Regions from separate parts of the Homo sapiens genome. Here region 2 is linked to region 1. The links are chromatin contacts, found by Hi-C or POLR2A ChIA-PET in ENCODE. All regions are on one chromosome and are shown on one strand. Each heading gives the region's core, a stretch centred on a gene start or an enhancer-like site at or near the end of the contact. The rest is flanking DNA. Distances are from core to core; before and after follow the strand shown. Region 1 holds the start of NINJ1 (ninjurin 1). Region 2 holds the start of ZNF484 (zinc finger protein 484).

Region 1 (3,691 bases), core at 827-3,326:
GAAGCAAGGTCTTGAGGTTGGGAAGAGGAACAGGTGTGTTGGGTGGTCCTGGGCCCCCAGGCTGGGTGAGCAGAGCGGCCCTCGAAGTTTTCTACCCCTCAAGGGGAAATGTGCTCATCCTCACACTGGCTCATAGCCTTTCCACAGCTCCCTGGACACCAGACCGTGATCAGGCCTGCAAGGCCCCTCCCATCGGCCTGGCTTCCCATCCCCCCACCTCCTACCTGGCCCTCATGTGCTCTGTGGTCCAGCCTCTGAGCCTTTGCTCCCACTGTTCCCTCTGCCTAGATGCCCTTCCACACATCTCAGAGAGCCAGATCTGCTCACCCACCTTCCCTGCCCTCCAGGGCTCAGAGCCAATGTCCCCACCTCCACAGAAAGCCTTCCCTGACCACCATGCCCCGCCCCCCACGATGGGCTCCCAGCCCCCAGGGAACCCCCTGCTTTGCCCTGGCCTCTCCTGCCCTGTCTGGGCTGGGCTGCTCTCCAACCGCGGCTTGGTGGGGCGGGGCTGTGTCTCTCTCCCTCTGGTGCCCAGAGCCAAGACAGTGATCCGGGAACAAATCCAACCCAATCTCCTCTGGGCTTGAGATGCACCCATCTCAGGAGGCACAGCCTATCCTGCCGCCCGCAGAAGTGAGCAGAGACTGCTCTGAGTGGAGGGCATTGCCCGGGCAAGGTCAGGGTTGGGGGAGGAGCAGTATCCCTTCCTTTCCAAGGCGCTTCCAAGCCACTGACCTGTTTATTACCTGACTTGCTTTCCCCACTTCCCTGAAGGCAGGAGAGACCCTTTGTTCTCTCTTTATAAGACCATGTCTAAAAGGCCCAGCGAGGTGTGGCAACTTCCCAAGGACACACAGCCGGAGGAGCCCCCTGCCTATTGCTCCAAAGTGCTCACACACTGGGGCAGGGCCAGGTCGCTGGGGTCCCGCACACCGGTCAAGTCCTGCAGTGCGACAGCTCCTCTCTAACCTAGGAACAAGTGTCCATGCAGCCCCAGGGCCATCCTATCCCGTGGCTCATGGGGCCCCGCCTCCCCGAACATGTCCTGTCCCCACAGCACCGGCCTAGGACTGTTCACCAGCGAGTGGGCAGAGTGTCTTTGCCCCAGTCTGGTCCACGCCATGGAGAGGCCTGGAAAAACCCAACAGGCTGCTGTTCCCTGCCCCCATCCCTGAGGGGGTTAGAAAAGGAAAGAATGTTCAAAGTAAACAAGTCACCAGAGGGCCATGCCAGGACCTTGCAACAAACACAAGGTGCTCAGTAAGTGCTGAGTCCTGGGATGAAGAATTCTGAAGCGGGACCACTACCAGGGCCTGCCCCCTGCCCACAGCCCTCCCAGGCCGGGCAGGGCAAGTTCTGGAGGGCCGGTGGCGGCATACACTGAAGGCTGTGTGACGTTTCTATTTCTCAAGGCAGGTGAGTGGAATAGGGACCACAGCGGGCCCCAAGTTCCCCCATCAAGGCACGCATCAGATTGTGTGGTCAGCGTGGGGTGACGTAACTGTCTGCATGCAGCTGGTCTGGAGCCCGGAGGCTGTGACTCCCCTCCGCCCGCCTCCGGGCAAAGTGCGCGGAGGAGCCGGCACGGCGAGGCTGAAGTTAGAGAGGCCCGCGCGAGAGTGGGGGGGAGGTCGGGAAAGCCGGGCGCCGGCAGTCCTTAGCCCGAGGAGCTGCGCCGAGGCCCCCTCCGCCGTGCAGCCAAGCGCGGGCGCTGCTTAGTGGGGCTGGGGACGCCAGCCCGCCCTGCGCCCCCACGCCCCCTCGTCCCGCCCACTTGCCGGGGGTGGCTGGAGCTCCCGGGGGCATCGTTCTGACCCTGATGGGGCGGGAAGGACTTGGCCTAGAGCGGGACGTCCCCCAACACTCTGCAGTGCGGACGCGGCGCACACAGGTGCCCGGGGAGCCGCGGCGCCCCGAAAGGACAGGGCCTGGCAAGATCATGCAGCGGTGGGGGGAAGGTCTTACCGAGGCGTCCGGGGAGCCGGGTGTGCCCGGAGGCAGGCCGCCGTTGAGCTCGTACTCCTCGGTTCCCGAGTCCATGGTGCGGCCGCCCAGGCCGCCAGGATCCGGGCCTGAGCGCGCCCGAGCCTCAGCCGCAGGCTCCAGCTGCGCGCCCGCCCCCGGCCCGCCCCCGGCCCGCCCGGCGGCGAGCTGCTGCCCCAGACTCCGCCTCCACCCGGGGCGGGCCCGGGGCCTGGAGGCTGTACGCTGAGAGCGCGCAGTTTGGGGCGACCCCAACCCCTCGGGCCTGAGACGGTCCCGCGGGGCCCCACAAGGGAGGGGGCGCGACGCCGATGGCCCCAGAGGACCCTGCGCTGCGTCTTGCTCTGAACCTCCGTCGCGGACACTTTTAATCCACAAAATGAGGCCAAGAACGACCTTTCCCTGGCCACCAGGCAAACTGCATGAAAGCGAGCGGGCGTTGCCGCTGGCGCCCACGCTGGGTTTTTCCCAGGCGGGGTTCGCCCTGGGAACCGCAGATCGCTCCAGCACAGCGCCTGCTGCGCCCCTAGTAACAGCGTCAGAGAGTCCGGGGTTCCCCTGATTGCGGGCCACGCTGACACAGGGCTTCCCACTCCCTGACCTTAGGTTTTCCTGCCTGGGAAATGGGGGTTATGAGGGCACAGACTGCTGGAGGGGCTGGGGGAGGCACAAAGGGGATGAACGTGCGCTGACTCATGGGCCCATCTGTGCCACCTGTGGCAGGGGGTGGGCTGGGGGCAGCACAGTGCCCAGAGCCCTGGCCAGATGCTAGGCGGGCCCCCACCTGTTGTATGATTGAAGTGGTTGTTTGGTCTCTGTTTCTCCATATGTTCATTCCTCAGCACTTTGCCCATCTGGGGGCCTGGGGGTCGAGAGCATGTGGCGGCCACCCTGGGAGGCCAGGGGAGTTCATCCTGACCACAGCATAGTCAGCTTGCGGCAGTATGGCCACTCTATTTCCAGAAGGGCAGTGGAAGGAAGGCCAGCTCAGACCCCAGGCTCTGTCCAGTCAGGCTGCCACCGGGACAGGAGGTAGGAGTGAGTGGGCATGGGCAGGGCAGCAGGATTGCGCTTGCCCTGATCCTCCAAACGGGGTCATCCCATGAAGGAGGAGCTGTCGTGGGCCCACTTCACAGCAGAGAAACTGAGGCTCAGGCTGTCACTGCCCCAGCTCTGCCTCAGAGGGGATCTGCAGGACAGGGTCTGGCACGGTGGCCCACGACGGGGATGGTTGCTGTTGTCCTCGCATAATCAGGGCACTGTTGGCACACCTGAGTGTTCACCAGCAGCTGGAAATCCAGCACCATTCACACAAAAAACTCTCTCACAGTATGGGACAAATCCCTATTCTGGGGGATAGTGCCTGCCCACGAGGGCTCAATTCCTGGAGGGGCAGGAGGTGTGGGACCACAGAGAAAATACGTCACACCCAGAAAGGGCCCTGGGAGCTGCAGGGGAGCCCTGAGACCTTGGAAGGCCAAGGGCGTGTAGAGAGGCCCCGAAGTAGGAGGGCTTGGCAGGTGGAGACCCCGTCCTGAGAGTATTCTTTCCTTTGTGCCATGTGGGAGCTCCTGCAGTGTGGTTCATCATTCCCATCCTTTTTTTTTTTTTTTTTTGAGATGGAGTCTTGCTCTGTCGCCCATGCTAGAGTGTAGTGGTGCGATCTTGGCTCACTGCAAGCTCCACCTCCCGGGTTCACACCGTT
Region 2 (3,691 bases), core at 373-2,872, 260 kb before region 1:
AGACTATAAATTGGATTTGAAAAAAGCAAAAGTATCTATTGTAAACAAATAGGTAATCTGACACAGAGACAAATAGGATACAAAATAAAGCTCTGGGCAAAGACATCATCCAAATGCAATGAAAGTAAAAACAAGGGTGGCAATGTGAGTATCAACGTGGAATTCGATGTTAAAAAGTGTTTTTCTTGGAATTCGATGTTAAAAAGTGTTTTTCTTTTTTCTTTTTGGTTGAAAAAAGGGATCCTATAATAATACCACTTAATACATGAAAAAGGATAAAAAATGCACTAACCATTAAGTGTATGTATGCCCATCCCTCAGATGCACAAATAAAATTAGCAAAAAAGCACATATAACTGCAAAATGAACTATTAAAAGTGATTTTTATTGTATCTCCTCCAGAATATGAAACAAGTAGATCAAAATTAGGAAAGATAAAGATTTGAAAAATACCAACAAGCAAGACTTAATTAAAGAGAATTTTGGTCCATACAACAAAATATAATTTTTCTTTTATATCTGTTGAACAAAGTTCATTGAGTAACTTGGCTTCAAGGAAAATCTTGATAAATTGTTAAAAGTTGAGACTTGATAGTCTGCATTTTCTGACAATACAATAAAATAAAAAACAGCTAAAACATACTTTAATAATTTGGGAATGAATAAACTCTCCTAAATAACTAAGATTCAAAGGGAAACATCAAAATGAACTTATGCATTTCATAAAGATGTACTTAAAGAAACTTTACAACCCTAAATGTATCCCGCATAAAACTTAAGAAAATAAGGGAAAGAACAACAAATTACATCAAAAAGTGGGAAAAAGAGAAAGTACCTAAAAAGAAAAAGAGAAAAAAATTAATATTAAAAGAGTAGGGAGTATTTTATTGGACATTTCAAAATGTCCAATGAAACAGATAAACCTTTCAGACGCTTGATTCTTTTTAAATAGAGAAAGAATGAATGATATATAAATATAATAACCGTAATGATAAAGGAGCTACTAGTCTGGATATGAAAGAGAACAAAATGGAAATGGAAACATGCAATTCTATGTAATATATTCTTTAAATCTTTAGCAAAATATATCATTATAATGAAACAGAAACGAAAATATAAACAGATCGGTACGTATAAAAGAGAGGAAACTAATTAAGATGTGCATCATTCACACTCCTCAGATCCCTCCTTAGTTCCCATAGTCATCCTCCCCCACAACCCCACAGTCCGCCCTCACTCCGCCCTCAGATCCACCACCAGACAGAGACCCCCAGTCCGTCCTCACTCCGCCTGCAGATCCACCACCAGAGACCCCTCAGTGCCCCCTCACTCCTCCCTCAGATCCACCATCAGAGATCGCTCCGACTTCCACTATTCCATCCACTGACCGACCCCATCACTGACCGGAAGGCTCAGGACAGACATCAGAGATTCTTCTTGCTCAGTCCACAGATGCTGCCATCCCTCTACTCACCTGCCCCTCACCCACGTCCTCTCAGGACAGTGGTCATTTGCCTCGGGAGGTGACTATAGTCGCAAGAACCAGAACAGGACCCACTTCCTTTTTCTCAATGCCTCCCAGGCCTAGAGGTACTTCTTACAGCGCTGCCTGGGTTTGCGCATGCTCAGCAGTCTTCATGGCCTGAAGGTTGCCAGTAATCAACATGGCGCTTTGCCAAACACGCTCCCGTTTCAGCGGCTTAGGCTGGGCGCCAGTATGGCGGCGCCCATGTAGACACTCTGGCCTGTGGGCGGCCATGTTGAGGTCATGTAGAGACTGAGAGGCTGAGGGTTGTCCAAAGGAAAGGAAGCAAGCAGAGGTGTGTCCCATCATACTAAGCCAGGACACAATCAAAGCCTATCACCTCAGGTTACAGTCTTTCTCCAATGCTTCTGTGGACACAACAACACTGTTAATCAACAGGAACTAATCAGCATTTATGTAACACCGCAAACGCAGCCGAATACACATTTTATTCGTGTCGATGGGACATTTAGCAAGATATGAAGTAACCTGGGTCATAAAACAAATCTCAGCAAATTTGAAACAACTGAAATCATACAGTTTGTTCTCTGAACACAATAGAATTAAACTAGAAATCAATAACAGGAAGATAAAAGGAAAATCTCCAAACACGTGAAAACACATGCTAAATAATCCATTGTTCAGAGAGAAAGTCTCAAATTTTTAAAATACATTGAAATGAATGAAAGTGAAAGTGAATGAATTTTTAAAATACATTGAAATGAATGACAGTGAAACACAACATATCAAAATTTGTGGGATGTGGCTAAATCAGTGGTGAGAGAAAAATGTATATACCACTAAGGGCTTACATTAGAAAAGAAAAAAATTTCAAAGCAATAACCAAGCTCCCTCACATACTAGAAAAAGAAGAGCAAAATAAACCGAAGGCAAGTGAAAGAAAGGAAATAATAAGGATAAGAAGATGACTCAATAAAATGTAAAAAGAAAAATAGAGAAAAACCGATTAAACAAAAGCTGGTTCTGTAAATGTTAATAAAATTGACAAATCTGTAGAGGAGACACAAAATATCAATATCCAGAATGAAACAGGAGATACCACTGTAGACCATGACGAAATCAAAAGAATAAAGAGAATACTACAAACAACTCTACAAACATAAATTTCACAACATAGATGAAATGCACTAATTCTTGAAAAAGCACAAATTCTCTCTTACATGAAATAGTTATGTTGAATAGCCCTAGAACTGAAGTCATAATTTGAAATATCTGAAAAAGAAATCTTAAGGCCTGGATAGCTAGATCAGAGAATTCTAACAAACATTTAAAGGTTAACACGAATTATATCCAGTCTCTTCCAGAATAAAAAAAGAATAGAAAGAAGACAATAGAAAGATATTCCAACTCATGAGGCCAGTGTTACTCTGATATCAGAGCTAAAGACAGAAGAAGAAGAAATCAGTATTCTTCATGAATATAGATGGAAAAATTCTCAACCAAATAATAGCAAAAATAATTCAACAATATATAAAAATAACTACAAACCATGAACAAGTGATATTTATTCCAGGAATAAAAAGCTGTTTTGGTATTCAAAAATCAATTTGTGTAACCCCCCACATTAGCAAGCTAAAGATAAGCATATTACATGATTATATCAATGCAGGAAAAGAATTTGAGAAAATTCAACACCCATTTATAATGAAAAAAAAACTTTCAGGAATTAGGAACAGAGGTAAACTTTCTAACTTTTAAGTTAGAAAAAAATCTACAGCTAATGTCAAACTAAAAGATGAAAAAGACTGAATGCTTTCCTGTTCAGTTTGGGAAGAAGGAAAATATGTCTGTGCTCATCATTTTTATTCTACACAGTTCTGGAAGACCCAGTCAGCTGACAAAAATTCTCTCCATAACCAGACTCTAGCCATGCTCCTTTGAACTCTCTTGTCAACTAAACCCTGGCTTTTGGGCTTTTGTGTTGTCTGTGAATTGCCCAATATTAGTAAGAATCCTAGCAAGGCAATTTAGTCAGAATCCTCCATCTTCGTATCTGATCACCATTGATATCTAATTGGTTTTCTTATTGTCTACTATCCCCAGGTGATATCTGATCACTCTGGCATGGCTTCAGCAAGAATTCTGTGAGGTCAGTTTAGCCAGATTCCCTCCTATTAGTAATTTTCCGTACACTACCACCCCTCC

What was found. Hi-C counts contacts between places; a loop is a spot of excess contacts on that map. ChIA-PET counts read pairs that join two places held with the same protein, here RNA polymerase II (POLR2A). Pooled maps may share reads with other maps.
Region 2: a map of Caco-2 shows a loop between it and region 1 (37-fold over the local background). The contact joins the promoter of ZNF484 here to the promoter of NINJ1 in region 1. A Hi-C loop is called at or near these places in 1 of 168 maps with a recorded cell type or tissue (Caco-2), 2 of 37 single-sample maps with no recorded cell type and 12 of 50 pooled maps. POLR2A ChIA-PET finds 5 or more read pairs at or near these places in 1 of 52 experiments (activated naive CD4-positive, alpha-beta T cell).

What each region holds. Positions count from the first base shown.
Region 1 is chr9:93,132,175-93,135,865 of GRCh38, forward strand. It overlaps NINJ1 (ninjurin 1), which reads right to left and starts at 2,077. Exons shown (of 4, transcript NM_004148.4): 1 at 1,969-2,077. The coding sequence starts at 2,043. LOC124902212 (a long non-coding RNA gene) reads left to right here and starts at 838. Exons shown (of 3, transcript XR_007061665.1): 1 at 838-1,419. RefSeq lists enhancers at 1,282-1,331, 2,791-3,387 and silencers at 1,622-1,871, 2,042-2,271, 2,772-2,821.
Region 2 is chr9:92,876,416-92,880,106 of GRCh38, forward strand. It overlaps ZNF484 (zinc finger protein 484), which reads right to left and starts at 1,623. Exons shown (of 5, transcript NM_031486.4): 1 at 1,475-1,623. RefSeq lists enhancers at 1,378-1,913, 1,427-1,866.